Linked DNA regions of Mus musculus: region 2 is linked to region 1. The links are chromatin loops, found by intact Hi-C in ENCODE. Cell type or tissue: left cerebral cortex. All regions are shown on one strand. Links, peaks and the distances in the headings refer to the core of each region. The heading gives the core; the rest is flanking DNA.

Region 1 (7,856 bases), core at 1,165-6,164:
GCATCGCTCTGTTCCATTCCATTTCTTTCTTTCTTTCCTTCTCAAGTCACCCCCCACCCGCTTTGGTGCTAGGGATAAAATGTAGGGTATTCTGAACACCAGGCAGCCTCTCCTATTCACCAGTACCTGAGAACTGATGGATAGGTATTTTTAGCTTATATATTATTTGTTACAAAGATAATGAGGAATAATATAGGACTAGTAAAAATGCTCAGGCTGAATATTTAAATCAAAGAGTAGTTTATTTAAAAAAAAAAGAATCAAAACAGAAACTCTAAGTACCAGTGTGTACATTGTACACATTTAAATGACTCACAAGAATGAAGTTTTGTTTTTCTTATATAGTAAGATCATACCACCTTGTTCTTCATCAAAAGATGTTCAAGAATTCTGCCTCCAAACCACATACATGACTGCCACTTTAAACAGACCGAATTTCAAACATGCAACAACGTCACTGGTAATAAAGCTTTGGAATGGGTGCTCGCTCTATTATTTCACTACACACAAGATAGAAAGCAAGGGAAGCTGAGAATTATTCTAAAGCACAATGGAGGTTGTCATTGTCTACACCGGCACGCCTCACTCCTCTGCTGCCATTTTTAGCAAGTACTCTTTGTCAATCTTGAAGAGCCTCCATCCCTCTTCACTGGACAGATCCGAAGCACCTCTTCTTTTGTAGAAGTTGATAGATGGTTCATTCCATTCTGCTACCAAGAAGTGCATACTGCTGCAGCGACACTTCATGGCAACCTAGTATAAGCCAGAGAGAACATTTCACCCTCTTACCAAGACCCAACCTTGATTCACTCATTACACTAACCCCGTAACTCTTACAAATGCAGAAGCCCAAATCTAGGACATCTGGTCACAGCTCTAATCCCCAGCACTAGGCAGATGAAGAAGAGCTTGAGGCCAGCCAGGGCTCATAGGAGGACCAGGCCAGCCTGGGCTCTATGCAGTGAAATGCTAGTGAACATACCTGGCTTAGATTCTTCAAAATTTCTGATCCTATACCAAAGCCTAAAGGAAAGAAATACAATTCTACTTAAGTCATTTTAAGGCCAAAGAGCTCTGATTTCTCCTTAAACTACCTCCAATCCCAAAGTCAACTGTACCTCTGTAATCACTCATCACGAAGAAGTCTTCAAGATACAGCAACTTGCCAATCCATGGGTCATAGGTAAAATAGTACATGGCGAACCCAACAATGCTATGTCCTGTAATCAGAGTATCCCATGAGATGCAAAGAAGAAAAACAACCCATTCAAGCTGTATTGGTAGAATCAGAAGCCTAGTGTAGATTGTAAGAAAATATATATGCGTGCACCACTGAAACAAGTAGCCAGGAACTGGACTGCCTCCTTATGTTTATGCTACTACAGTCCAGACCAATGATGAATGATCTCTCTGGTCTCAGACATGTACTTGCAAAAGGCACACATTAGAGATAGCTGAAGCTAGGCTACACTTGTGGACTGGCTAGTCTGTACTCTGCAGGACTCACACTTAGGAAATGAGAACATTTTCAGTACTTGCCAGAACAAAAGGGCCAGGGACTTAAACTAAACACACACATTATTCACATCCTAATGACATGCTGGTATGTTGGCTTGGCAAAAGTTGGGTTTACACAGCAGTGTAGAAGAGGAAATACTTGCAGTTTACCAACTCTTGCTTCCTTAAGGTCAGAAGACCAGACCAAAAGAACCATGTTTACTTTCAGAACTTGCCCTCCCACATATAAATTTTCAATTTACTTCCCCCACTCTTTAAGGCAGGAGAAATAGCAGTAACCAGAAACAGGTGTTACATAACACCCACATACTTCTAAAACTTAGTTCATCCCTTACGTGTTCTGATTATCTTCGAGCCTAAGGAACAAACATCAGAAGAAAACTCAAGAAAGCACCCACCCAAACAACTTCCCCTTTTAGCCGTCTCCTGACCAGTCAACAAGGGCCAGCAAAAAAAAAAAAAAAAAAAAAAAAAAAAGGTGTCAATACATAACTAAAAATAATAATTAACAACTGACTACCTCATAAGGAGTGTCAATTCAATTTCAAATGGAGGCAAAGGTTGCAAATTAGAGGCAATGGTTGCAAATTAAATTTTCTAGCCATTTTGTATTTCTTTGCAGACAGACAGGAAGCGAAAATAAATTTCTGATCTACTGTGTTTTAAGTGTGCGATAATAGGACCTTACCTCATTTATCATGATCATCTACTTTATTGTGTAAAGGGTCTTTTAGTTACCTCCCCGCCCATCCATGTACACAGAAGGGCCATGTACATGGCGAAGCTAGAGACTGTAACCTGAAGATTGGGACAAATTAAAGAAAAAAATGTGATTTAACACAATTACAAAAAAAAAAAAAGTTAGGTTAGGGTCAAACAAAAACCATTTTATGAAACGGAATTACAACAAATGACATTATAACTAACTTTTCCGGGTTTCTACAGAACTTTGATACTTGCTCAAACAGCTCTCTCATAACCCGCCCTATTAGAAAGTACACTACACATATATTTTTTTTCCTCAGTCATTTGCACACTGGCTGGTTGTTATTTCCAGCCAGCTCCTCAGTAACCTCTGCCCGCGTAGTCACGGGTTCTGCCCAGTAGGCTCTACGGGTTTGATATAACATTAGTTCTCTCTGGCTTCTCGACAGGGATCAGGGGTTACCTTCAGGGGTCCAGTGCTCTTTAGGCACTTCTGCAACCAGGCAGTGGTAGAAGGGGTGTTCTCCAAAGCCATCCTCTTGGAGATCTGTAAGACAGGGGAGGCAGAGACAGTGAGAGTTGACCTTTGGAGGTGCCAGGAAACAGATATTACCCGCCCCTCCCCCTCCCCCGCCACGCCTTGTTACCTTTCTCAGTTAAAATGACTTGATCTTCCATGTATTCATATTTAGCCAGTTCCTGGGGACGACATATAAAGAAAAGGACAATGAAACTCCTGGCCAGCCTAGCCAGCTCACGGGAAGAGAAATGGGGCAGGCAGGGTAGAGCGGTGACTGAGTCCTGCCTGGCGCCGAACAGCCGAGCCTGACCCGGGCTGGGGTTGGCAGGCCAAGAAGGCGGAATTTACTGGCCTGGCTGCGTCTCAGAACTGCAGATGAGGATTTCCCCGGTCAACAGAGCCTCCCCTACCCTCTGCCCTAGGGAGAGCCCGGACTTTTACCTACCTTGATCAGTCGCAGGATGTCACTGCAGTCAGAGGCAGTGGCTGGACGGATCTTAAATTTAGCCATTTTCGTCTTTTGCTTTTCTTCCCTTTGCGCACCAGGCCCCTGTACTTGAACAGCAGGAGGAGGTGGTTCCTCATTCGTTTCCCGGGAGCGTCCTCTTCTCAGTCAGGCTGGCACCATGACCCGGCGAACCTCAGTATAAGACAGAAAACTGGCAAACTTACTTCGGGGAAACTGCGCAGCTAAGAAGTGGCAAGACGGTGCCTTTTAAGTCCGCAGAAGCTCCTCCCTGGACGGGGAGCCGGAGAGATCGCGACCAGTAAGGATGAAAGCCCGCCGAAGCACCGCCCTCTGTTCCAGACACTGCCCTCTTCCGGGCTCTCTCGTGACACCCATGGCGCAAACCCGGAGGGCGGGGTAGGGCGAGGCGCGCTGCTGCCTTTCTAGCCTCATGTCCTCTAGCGGCGCCTTGCGGATCCTTGCCGGAAGCATATGAATGCCAGCTTGTCCCCTGGTAACCTTCCTAAATAGAACATGTGGATTGCCTCTGTGACCCCGACATTGCCGAGAAAAGCAAACTCAGGAAGCCCAGCTTTAGGGTATGACAGAAAGATGAGAGCAGCAGCCATTCTCAAAGTGTCGTCTGGAGGCATAATTTCCTTTCCTCTCTAGTAATTTTCCACAGGCAGTTCATTGAGATGTGGTGATGTCACCATTTTCATGACTAAAGAAAGGTGTGGGTTTGAATCTTGTTTTAATTTTGAGACAGGGTCTCTCTATGTAGTCTTGACTATCCTGGAACTCACTATGTCACAACAGGCTGTCCTAGAATTCACAAATCACATAGATCTGCCTGCCTCAGTCTGCCCAGTGTTAGGATTAAACATGTTCACCACAGCCTGCTATTCTTGTATGTTCTAAGGTCAGTTCTTAGGATCCCTCGATTGCTTTCCTTCTAGCTTAGTGGTTCTCAACCTGTAGGTCACAACCCCTTTGGGGTCATATATCACATAGCCTGTATATCAGACATTTACATTACAATTCATAACAATATAACAGCAGCAAAATTACAGTTAAAAAGTAGAAACAAAATAATTTTATGGTTGAGAGTAATCCACAACATGAGAAACTGTATTAAATGGTTGCATTATAACGAAGGTTGAGAACCAGTGTTGCAATGGCTAAATTTAAAATGTTATCTTTCCTTCCTTCCTTCCTTCCTTCCTTCCTTCCTTCCTTCCTTCCTTCCATTTATGTATTTATTTTTTGAGACAAGATTTCTCTGAGTAGCCTTGTCTGTCTTGGAACTCTGTACACCAGGCTGGCCTGGAACTCAGAGATCCTCCTGCCTCTGCCCCCCACCACCTGGCAACATTTTCTTTCTTACTCCTCCCGCTTTCCTTCTTAAATATCTGTTCTTCCTTGTGGACTTTCCTTCTGAAGGAGAGAAACACTTGATAATTCGCTTTAATGATGTATGCCATCTTACATTATTGAAGAGTTGATTTCACTGCTTATAGATTTTGAGGTCTGGAAGTTTTCTTTCTACACACTTATATCTGACCGTCTCTCAGCTTTCTTTGCTATTGAAAGCTGTTGTTGTCCTTACTTGCTCCAGTCCATGCACTTCTTTTGTTTCCTTTAACTTTGTTTGTTTGTTTTCGAGACAGGGTTTCTCTGTGTAGCCCTGGCTCCTTTAACTTTTTATTTTGAAATAATTCTAAACCTACTGAACATGTCACGATATCATTACTCTAATGATTACAGGGATGTCTGGCTCTGTGTTGTTTTCTATCATTTTTTGTTGTTGTTGTTTTTGAGACACGGTTCCTCTGTATAGCCTTGGCTGTCCTGGAACTCACTCTGTAGACCAGGCTGGCCTTGAACTCAGAAATCTGCCTGCCTGTGCCTCCCGAGTGCTGGGATTAAAGGCGTGTGCCACCACGCCCGGAGTTTTCTATCATTTTTAAAGGTAAGAAAACTTGAGACCAACATGTTTGGGAACAGTTGGGTTTGCCTATTCCTGGTCATACCCAGTGGAACAAGTAAGTATTCATGTCTCTGGGGAGTGACCTTTCTTTTACTATGGGCTTTCCTGGACAGATCTGTTGAGTACCCTGCTACCATTGCCTTGCCTGGATTCCATAATCAGTCAGAAGAGGTTTTTTTTTTTTTTTTTCAATAATGAGATAAAGCATCAGATGATCTTCAACATCTGGTCTGTACAGTGAGGGGTTAGACTAGTACCAGATGGCCACTCCTAATATTTAGTAAGTGACTTTGCCTTTATTAACGAGTAATATCCTGTATGAAGAAATGAAAGAAGAACAGCATTTTCTGTTACCCCTCCCACTCTCCCATGACTCAATGCGTTTGTGAGTCACTATGAGAGCTTATGCAATGTTTTTTTTGCAAAGAGATTTAAAAATAGCACCCATTCTACCTGAGTTACTGCCAGTGGTATCTTTCCTGACATAGATGACCAAGCCCTTGCCTCTTTTTTTATTGGATATTTTCTTCATTTACATTTCAAATGCTATCACAAAAGTCCCCTATACCCTCCCCCCTGCCCTGCTCCCCTACCCACTCACTCCCACTTCTTGGCCCTGACTTTCCCCTGTACTGGGGCATATAAAGTTTGCTAAACCAAGGGTCCTCTCTTCCCAGTGATGGCCGACTAGGCCATCTTCTGCTACATATGCAGCTAGAGACACAAGCTCTGGGGGTACTGGTTAGTTCATATTGTTGTTCTACCTATAGGTTTGCAGACCCCTTCAACTCTTGGGTACTTTCTCTAGCTTCTCCATTGGGGGCCCTGTGTTCCATCCTATATATGACTGTGAGCATCCACTTCTGTATTTGCCAGGCACTGACTGGCAAAGTCTCTTTGCCTCTTTTGCTTCTGTTTAGAATGCTAGAGCACTTTCAGGAGTTTGTCACATATATACTGATAGCAATACATTCAAATTCTGTGTCTCAACACCAAGAATAACTTCCTGAAGAAGAAAAACTAAAGCCATTTTCTATTTAGGTTGCTTAGTGTTTTAGAATCGTGCTTGAATTTAGCTTAGCATTTGACAAACTTTTATTTGGTAATGAGTCAACATTTCAAATTGTTGAATCATATCTGAGGTTCTTGGGGATTATAGAAGGTCACCAAGTGTTGCAACCAACCCTAAAGGTGTACAGTTTACTTTTAGAGATGGGTTTGTACTTTATTATAACGGATTTGACTCTTTATGAGAAAGGGAATTTCTATCACTGTGATGAACAGATGAGGAGAGTGAAAGGAAGAAAAATAGCCAAAGCAGTGATTTTGTTCTTTGCCTTGTTTCAAGGTTTCAGTGTCCCAAAGATTTTTATGATATTTCATGTAGACCTTGCCACCAGAGGTCAGTTGTTTGAAAATAGGTTGTCCTATGTCATCCCTTTTTATTGTTTATTGGTTGCCACATAGAAAGTCACCACACACTCAATCGTTTAAAAATAACACCTATTTATTATTGCAGAATATATGGGTCAAGAGTCCAGGCATCATGGCTTCACTGCATCTTTTGTTAACTGTGTCAGGTTGGCTGCATTCCTACATAGAACAACTCCAAGTTCACTCAAATTACTGACCTTGACAGTACTAACCTCTCTCTCTCTCTCTCTCTCTCTCTCTCTCTCTCTCTCTTACACACACACACACACACACACACACAGATCCTCCTGCCTCTGTCTCTGCCTCTTCCTCTGCCTTTGCCTTGCAAATGCTCTGATTAAAGGCATGCACCACCACTGCCCTGCATCATCTCTGTGTTAAACAGATTTATTTTCTAATTAGATGTATGCCTGTATGTATGTATATGCATATGTGCGCATACATGTGTGTGTGTGTGTGTCTGTGTGTCTATGTGAATGTATGTGTGAATGTAAGTGCAGGTGCCAAAGAAATTGAGATGAGGTCATCAGATAACCTAGAGCAGTGTTTCTCAAGCTGTGGGTCGTGACCCCCTTGGAGGACCATATCTGATAGTCACAGTTATGAAGTAGCATTGAAATAATTTTATGGTTTCGGGGGTCACCACAACATTAGGAACTTATTAAAGGGTAAAAGCATTAGGAAGTGTGGGATCCATTGCCCCAGAGTTAAGAGTTACAGGTGGTTGTAACCTGCCTGATGTGGCTTCTGGGGACAGAACTCAGGTTTTTTTTTTTTTGTTTTTTGTTTTTGTTTTTGTTTTTGTTTTTTTGCAAGAGCAACAAGTACTATGTATTAAGTGCTGCACTGTCTCTCTGTGCCCAGAAGTATTCATTTCTTGATTGCAGGCCTTGATTTCTCGCTGGCCACCAGGTGGAGGCTCTTACAGGCTGCCTAGAGTTTCTGGAGAGTGCCTGTATTTCTTATTATATGGTCTTACCTAACATGACCATTTATAATCCAGAAAAGTCTCTTGAGTAGCTACCAAAACAGTTTTTAAAAATCTGAGTAAAAACACCTTACATAAAATGTGTTATCTTAACCATTTTTAGTTTAGGTTTGTTTTGAGACAAGGTCTTTGTGTGACCTCAAACTCATAGTTCTCTTGCCTCAGACTCCCACGTGCAGAAACTAAAGTTGTTAAACACGATGGTGCCCAGCTTTCCCTTAGCTATTTTAAGTGTATAGCATAATAACAAATG
Region 2 (7,856 bases), core at 1,330-6,329, 120 kb before region 1:
ACTTAAGGACAGAGTCCCCAGATAGGGAGGCCTGGGTATTATCTCACAATTCCTGCCCTGGTTTTTGCAGGTCAAATTATGCTGGGCCCTTGTTTTACCCAGATTACAAAAATCTCAAAAGACCAACAAGAACTACAACTCCAGATGCAAGCATATGAGAGTCTTTATTCTAGCTTGAACATCCTTCCTGATTGAAGGGAAAGGAGAATAACTCCCAGCTCTGAGTGAACGGGGTCTATAAACGAAAAAAAAAAAAAAAAACTGCAAGTAGTGGTTTTCAAGGCTTGGCACTACATGAAAGGTTCAAGGAATGTTGGTCTCTCTCCCAGAGGCCAAGGGCAGGGGGCATATCACTTTAAGGACAGCAGACAGTAGCTTTCTAGACAGTAGCTATCTCCAAGAACAGCAGCATAAAATAGAGTTTGGAGGAAAAGATGGAATCGGTCTTGTTGCTTTTTGTCTCTTCAACCCTCTGACCCAAGCAGAGCTTCCACAATCCACTATTCTGTTCTGTTTTGACTTGGCCAGTCTTTCCCTCAATGATTGTTTGAAAATGGGAACTTTAAATAGTCACCAGAATCAAGTAGTTGTGGGCTCATTCCCACAAGTTTACCCCACTGGGAGCTTGGCAGACTACAGGGATAACTCAATATTATTTCGGGAACGGCCAATCCTGAAAGATTTCTGAGTCATCCTGAAATTCTTACCTCAATTGGCATGGAGAGGCAATCTCCCTTCGAGGAGTCTTGCAAAATTGCACTGAGACAATCAGTCCCTGGCTAGTGAGGTGCTCTATCTCACAAGTAACACAGATGTCCTTTAAATTCCAAGACCTCACAAAATATCCCCAAGGCTTCTGTGTCACCAGATACAGATGTTTAGGGAGAGTCTCATAGTATCAAGTCAAACCTGAGGGATCATTAAACTCAAGGAACCTCACAAAATGGCCCTCAGGCTCCAAGTAATCTGATATGGAAACTGAGGCTCAGGCTCTTTCCACTAAGGAGGTTCCCATTTGCTTCTGGACCGCAAAAAGATACAAATCTAGCTGAGTTTTCTATGCCTGTGTTTACTGGATCCAGCTCAAACAACCCACTCCCCAGCTTCCATTCAGACTAAAAATGTCACATGCCTCATAGAGTTAAAATGAAACTAGGGAGTAGATTACAGACAGAATTACATTGGAGATAATTTGCAGTAGAAGCCAGATTCCAGATTGACAAGCCAAGACAATCAAACTGTCTTGCATCCTTTTGATGGTCCTGCACTAAATGAGGGTAGGCTTTTAGGAATGAGCTGTACCCAAACTTTCATATCTGTATCCAGGAATTTGTGGAGGCTCACACCAGGACTCTGTTCCAGGGGAAGGAACCATGCCACTCTGTTCCCTCCAGGGCCATGCCGGGCATGACATTAGATCCTGATCTCAGTGGAGAAAGGGAAGTTGAAAAATGCAATTATCATGGGTAATGCCACCCATGCATTCAACAGAAATAAGCTTGGTGTGGTTAACATGCCTGTTGCAGCATAAATAGAGTTATTAAAATCTTCTGTAACAACTCAGATCAGCTAAAGGCATGCTATAGGAAGCATTTTATCTATTAATTACCAGAAAGCCAATGTTGAGTGAGAATTTGGTCAACTACTTTTTTCTATGAATTTCTTCCAGAAGCTTAAGAAGGCAATTATGAATCACAGTAACGTGGACTCAGTGTCTTTGAAGGAGGAGATTATCCTGACAAATTCCTGCCTTGTAGTGGCTAGATAGCTCATAGCTATCTGCCTCGAAGCCTAGATAGCTACAGAAAACTACAAAAACTAATGGTTGAGCCAGACAACAAGAGACTGAACCAACTGACCCTGACAGCAACCTCAGTGGTGCATTACAGATAAGACATGGAAAATGACTAAAAGAAAGTCAAAAACCACCTTAATCTGTTGACCATAAATAGACATAGCAGGCTTTTTACACTAATCTTACCTTTCAAACTAGATGATACTGGGGCCCTACCTTTGCCCTCCAGTAGCATAGTTTTGTGTTCTGAGTTCATCAGTTTTACCCTAAATGTACTCAGGCCATGATCTGTCAGCAGCCCCAGTTTCTTCAGTGGTTATCTCAGACTTGATCAACCAAAATATTGGTTCAAAGGTTCCCAAATGTTGTGGCCTCTCCTTAAAGAAAGAACTTACTGAGGGTAAGGGGGCTTGGATTTATACAGGTCTGCAAATTGCAATGAAACTAAAGTGGGCCATTTTGAGAAAAAGAGAGTTGACAAGGCCTCTGTCCTGGTTAGGTTTTAAAATTATTTCCTTTATTTTATATTAGAATATAATTATATATCCTTTAACCTTTTGCTTACTCTGTACAAACCCTCTCATACATACCTCCTAGCTTTCCTTCAAATTTAACGTCTGTTTTTCCATTGTTTATATGTATGTACATATATATTCCTTAATATAACCTGATCAGTCTAGACAGACAGATAGAAAGACACACAGACAGACATTCGGGACTGGATTGGGCATTTATATTTGGTAATCAATTTTTGTGCTGTTTCCTGGATATAACTATTTCTCATGCTTTTGGCATTGTGAGCTTTCTCCACTAAGTATTAGATTATTTTCTGTCAACTCAATACAAGCTAGAGTCAGATGATAAAAGAGAACCATAAATGACAAATCACCTCTAACAAACTGGCCTGTGAGAAAGTTTGTGGAGCCATTTCTTGATTGTTTGGCTAACAAAAATTGAACTCTAAGGTATTTTATGCTTTCTTTGTCTGTTGTGATTTCTTTTAAGAGAGAGAGAAAGATCAGGAAGCAGCAGGTGAGTCTGGATATACAGAGGATGTAAAAGGATTTAAGGGAAAGAAAATATAATTAAATTGTAGGAAATTCTCAAAAAATTTTAAAACAAAGATATATTCATCAACCTTCACATCATAATGTCCTTCATGAGTTGGTTTTGGAAGACAGGGTTTCTCTATGTAGCCCAGGCTCTCCTGGATCTCACTCTGTAGGCTATGCTGGTCTCAAACTCAGAATCCATCTGACTCTGCCTACAGAGTGCTGGGATTAAAGGCATGTACATCTTACTACTTAGGCCTGCTTGGTCAATTTACAACTCTGTGGCCCCTCCCTTTATGCAAGCTGCTTGTCCATTCTAAAATGTTTTCATTACTTTCTCTCTCTAAACAAGACACTTTCACATGCATTGTGCCTAAGACTGAGCCTGCTCCCATCTTTCACATTTACTTTCCTAGTGCTTACTGAGGTTGCTCCTTCCCTAGGAGGATTGAAAGTTCAAATGGTCCTTTGCTTTCAAGATCAGTCGCACCCTATATAATAAATCCCTTTTGAAAATGCAAAAATAAATAAACAAATACAAAATTGTTATAGAGGTTGGGAAAAGGCTTTATATATGTTATCATGAGGACTTGTGTTTGGATTTTTGGCACCCACAGAAAAAGGTATACTTGATGGCATGTGAAAATAATACCAGCATTTGGAGAGTGGAGACAGACAAACTCTGAGCTTGCTGTCCAGGTAGGCTATCCTTACACAAGCAAAAAGTCCTAGGTTCAGCAAGAGACCTGGTCTTAAAAATTAAGATGGAGAGCAATAGATTAATATCCACATAGTCTACCCATGACTGCTATATATTCATAGAGAGACAAGCAAGTGCACTCAAATATAAACACACATTCACACACACAAACAAACACACACACACACACACACACACACAATTTGATTTTTAGTTAAAATTGGTATGTAGTTATAGCCTAGCAGTGGAGTGTTTGCTTAAGATGATTTAGCAGCAAGTTTCAGTTCCAAGAACTGGAAAATTGGCTAGGAAACAAGTCAGAGAACTGCTTTGAAAAACTAGTGCTAAGACAATTCTCTCATTGCTTTCAGACGATGGAGTCTTTCAGCCTGGTACCCTCAAACCTTACTAAAATACATATTTCATGCACCAGAGCACACAGTAAGTGGAATCAGAATGAAAGCTAAGGTCAAGTACACAAACCAAAGTAAGAATGCAACACTTGTGAACATGAACTTCTAGACTCTGATCCCAAAAGGAACCAGCAGATGTCATCCTAGAGCAAGAATACAAGGAGGCTCAGACAAGACACCAAATCCAATCCAAGTTTTCCAGGATAGAGTGTTCTAGGACAAAACAGGAACAGCTGCTGCATCTGCCTCAAGAACTGGCAAGAAGACTGGGATACTGAATACATGTTAAGTTCTTAGCACAGAGCATGAAAAACAGTAACTACCTGATAAATACTGGTTAAATTGAAGGTGCAGTAGAGTGCAGTTAATTTGATTTCATCAGCCTCAAATTAGTAAAACCTTCAAAGTAGTAAATATGAGACAACTGACATCAGAAGGAACATTGCAGACCTTTAACTGAACAATGTATTTGTCCCAAAATGCTTTTATATTTTAATACATTTTATTCTCTGAAACTATAATATACAATTATATAATAATATTATTTCTTTCTGTCCGTTTGCTCCCACTAAATCTTCCCATTGAGTAATCCTTAGCCCTCTTTCAAAATCATGGTCTCTTCCTTTTCTTTAATTGGTTTGTATATCAGGGTGTGTTAGTACTCTTGTTTTTAACTAGATATTTTCTACATTTACACTTCAAATGCTATCCCAAAAGTCCCCCTATAACCTCCGCCCCCACCCTACTCTCCAACCCACCCACTCCTGCTTCCTGGCCCTGGTATTCCCCTGTATTGGGGCATATAACCTATGTTAGTACTCTTAAATATACCTTTAACATATTAAATATGTATTATATTATATTTGTTAAGACCTAGGTAAAATTTTAAAACCTAGACAAAATGTTAAGACCTAGGTAACTGCTACCTGGCTACTCTGTCATTATAAGGAAACTTTTTCATATGTTTCTGCTGTTACTAGGAACCTTCCTAATACAAAGATTAATTAGATATTCTGTACCAATCATAATAGAAGTCAGTAAAACTGTTTTGTATAGTTACCCACAATAAGCTTAGAACTGAACTAATTACCCAATAGCACTTCCTGTGCCTATGTATAAGCTTGGATGATATCTGCTTTTATAAGCTGCCCGTGGGCCCCAAAATACAAGAGACACCTGTGCCATATAAGAAGAAACTTTATGGAATGAGACTTCCATTTTGAGTAGTGCTCTAATAAAGTTTAAATTCTTTTTAAAGTTTTTTTAGATGTTTATTTATTGTTATACATAAGTACAGTGTAGCTGTCTTCAGACACTAGAAGAGGGCGTCAGATCTCATTACGGATGGTTGTGAGCCACCACGTGGTTGCTGAGATTTGAACTCAGGACCTTTGGAAGAGCAGTCAGTGTTCTTAGCCACTGAGCCATCTCACCAGCCCAAGTTTAAATTCTTAAGACCTCCCTGGGAACTGACATTCTATTCTATTTGGCAGAAAGAGACATGTATGTGAGTAATTGACATTCTGGTTGGCAAGTTTAGACATGAATGTTAGACAAGTCCCATCCTGTTAGATAGGTTAGAACATCAATATTAAACAAGGCAAGTCCTCTGCCACAGTTGAATACCCCAACCAATGGGAGCAGGATAAGTGTACTACAAAGACATGTTTCTTAGAAAATCCCCTATCTCTAAATCATGATTGGTAAAATAACTTGGCACAGAAGTTTGTAGTTTGGGGCTTAAGAACCCTATAGATCCATCCATTTGCCTAAGAATTCCATAAATTCATTGTTTTTAATATCTCATAGTACTCCATTGTGTAAATGTACCACATTTCTGTATCTATTCCTCTCTTGAGGGGCATCTGAGTTCTTTCCAGCTTCTCGCTATTATAAATAAGGCTGTTATGAACACAGTGGAGCATGTGTCCTTATTAAATGTTGGAGCTACGCAGCTATTATAAACAATGAATTTATGAAATTCTTAGGCAAATGGATATATCTAGAGGATAATATCCTGAGTGAGGTAACCCAATCACAAAAGAATACACATGATATGCACTCACTGATAAGTGGATATTAGCCCAGAAACATAGAACACCCAAGATACAATTTGCAAAATACTTGAAACTCAAGAAAGAAGGAAGACTAAAGTGTGGATACTTTGATCATTCTTAGAAGAGGGAACAAAACACCCAGGGAAGGAGTTACAGAAACAAAATGAGGAGAAGAGACTGAAGGAATGACCATCCATAGACTACCCCACCTGGGATTCATCCCATATACAACCACCAAATGCAGACACTATTGTGGATGCCAGCAGGAGCTTACTAACAGGAGCCTGATATAGCTGTCTCCTGAGAGACTCTGCTAGTGCCTGACAAATTCAGAAGTGGATGCTCACAGCCCTCCATTGGACAGAGCACAGGGTCTCCAATGAAGGAGCTAGAGAAAGGACACAGGAGCTGAAGGGGTTTGCAGCCCCATAGGAGGAACAACAACATGAACTAACCAGTACTTCCAGAGCTCCCTGGGATTAAACCACCAACCAAAGAAAACACATGGTGGGACTCATGGCTCTAGCTGCACATGTAGCAGAGGATGGACTAGTTGGTCATCAATGGGAGGAGAGACCCTTGGTCATGTGAATGTTCTATGCCCCATTAGAGGGGAATGCCAGGGGAAGGAAGCAGGAGTGGGTGGGTTGGTGAGAAGGACGAGGTGGAAGGAGATAGAGGATTTTTGACTAGGAAAACAGGAAAGGGGATAACATTTGAAATGTAATAAAGAAAACATCAAAAAAGAAGAACTCTATAGAATGGTAACTTGGGGTCAAGGTTCAGCTCCTGAATCCATGCCATCATGGCCCTGGTAAACCAGTCCTGGTGTGTATAGTCAATAAACTATCCCTCTCAGAGTGACATCAGTGTTCATGTGGTTTGTGAGGCAATTTCTGTACCACAAATACACACACACACACACACACACATAGATATAGATATATTGATATATGATATAGTGATATATATATATTTAATGTTACTTATTTTTCACAGCTGAGCATTTTGTACCAAGTGAAAAACTGACAGATCTTTCTTATTCCCAGATGATTTAAAAGATCATCTCCTATTTCCTTCCACTTCTTAGTCCCTCCACCTTGCCCCATGATGTGTATGTGTGTGTGTGTGTGTGTGTGTGTGTGTGTGTGTGTGTGTGTGTGGGCGCGCGTGTGTGTGTATGTGTGTGTGTGTGTGTGTGTGTGTGTGTGTGTGTGTGTTTCTGTCTGTATAAACTCCTACTAATGTAAAACCCAAAGACTACTTATTTTGTGTCTCATTTTAATTTAAGGGTGAATTTCTTTCACAGCCACCCTATAGATCAAACATTAATCATTTGTGTTGACTACTAAAACTATTGCTCTTAAGTGGCACAGTTATTTCCCTAAAGAGGATCATACATGTTCAATTTTGCTCTGGCATCTCCATCCTAAGATTTTCCATCATAGTTCATTAACATATTTTCATTATTTAATGTTCAAGATAAAAATTAATTCTTAGATTTTACTTGTAGTGTTAGAAATAGACTCTAACTTTGTTCATGGCAAACACATGGTCTACTACTAAGATAAGGCCTTGATTCTGTTTCTTACATTTCTCTTTGTGTGTACATTCACATGAACATCTACTCCTTTCTCCCTACAAAACTAGAAGACTATTTACATTAACGTGAAATCCCACATCTGAGAATATAGCTCGGCTTTCAGATGCTCATCATATGAAGTGAAATCACAAAACATAAATTCTTATCTAATGTCCTCACACACATGAACATTTTTAGGAATAAATATGTCTGCTGATAAAGGAAGATCTAGCTAGGTAGTAATGGTGTTTTAGGGT

The links. Hi-C counts contacts between places; a loop is a spot of excess contacts. Peaks named below come from ENCODE experiments on the same cell type or tissue, not always from the same donor. Only the 100,000 strongest peaks of a DNase experiment are listed, where the experiment ranks them.
Region 2: it touches region 1 in a loop (5-fold over the local background); 2 of 42 quality-filtered maps call a loop at or near these places.

Annotation. Positions count from the first base shown.
Region 1 is chrX:155,212,915-155,220,770 of GRCm38, forward strand. It overlaps Sat1 (spermidine/spermine N1-acetyl transferase 1), which reads right to left and starts at 3,535. Exons shown (of 6, transcript NM_009121.4): 1 at 3,189-3,535; 2 at 2,871-2,922; 3 at 2,687-2,770; 4 at 1,119-1,220; 5 at 983-1,023; 6 at 212-753. The coding sequence starts at 3,254. The coding sequence ends at 583. In left cerebral cortex, for the core only: a CTCF peak has its summit at 3,639; DNase peaks (open chromatin) are centred at 2,665, 3,107, 3,569 and 5,569; H3K4me3 peaks cover 2,566 bases; H3K27ac peaks cover 1,135 bases.
Region 2 is chrX:155,094,099-155,101,954 of GRCm38, forward strand. No RefSeq gene overlaps it. Among named protein-coding and RNA genes, the nearest start is that of Magea1, 8.2 kb to the left of the region's middle. In left cerebral cortex, for the core only: a CTCF peak has its summit at 4,082 (motif pointing right); a DNase peak (open chromatin) is centred at 4,103.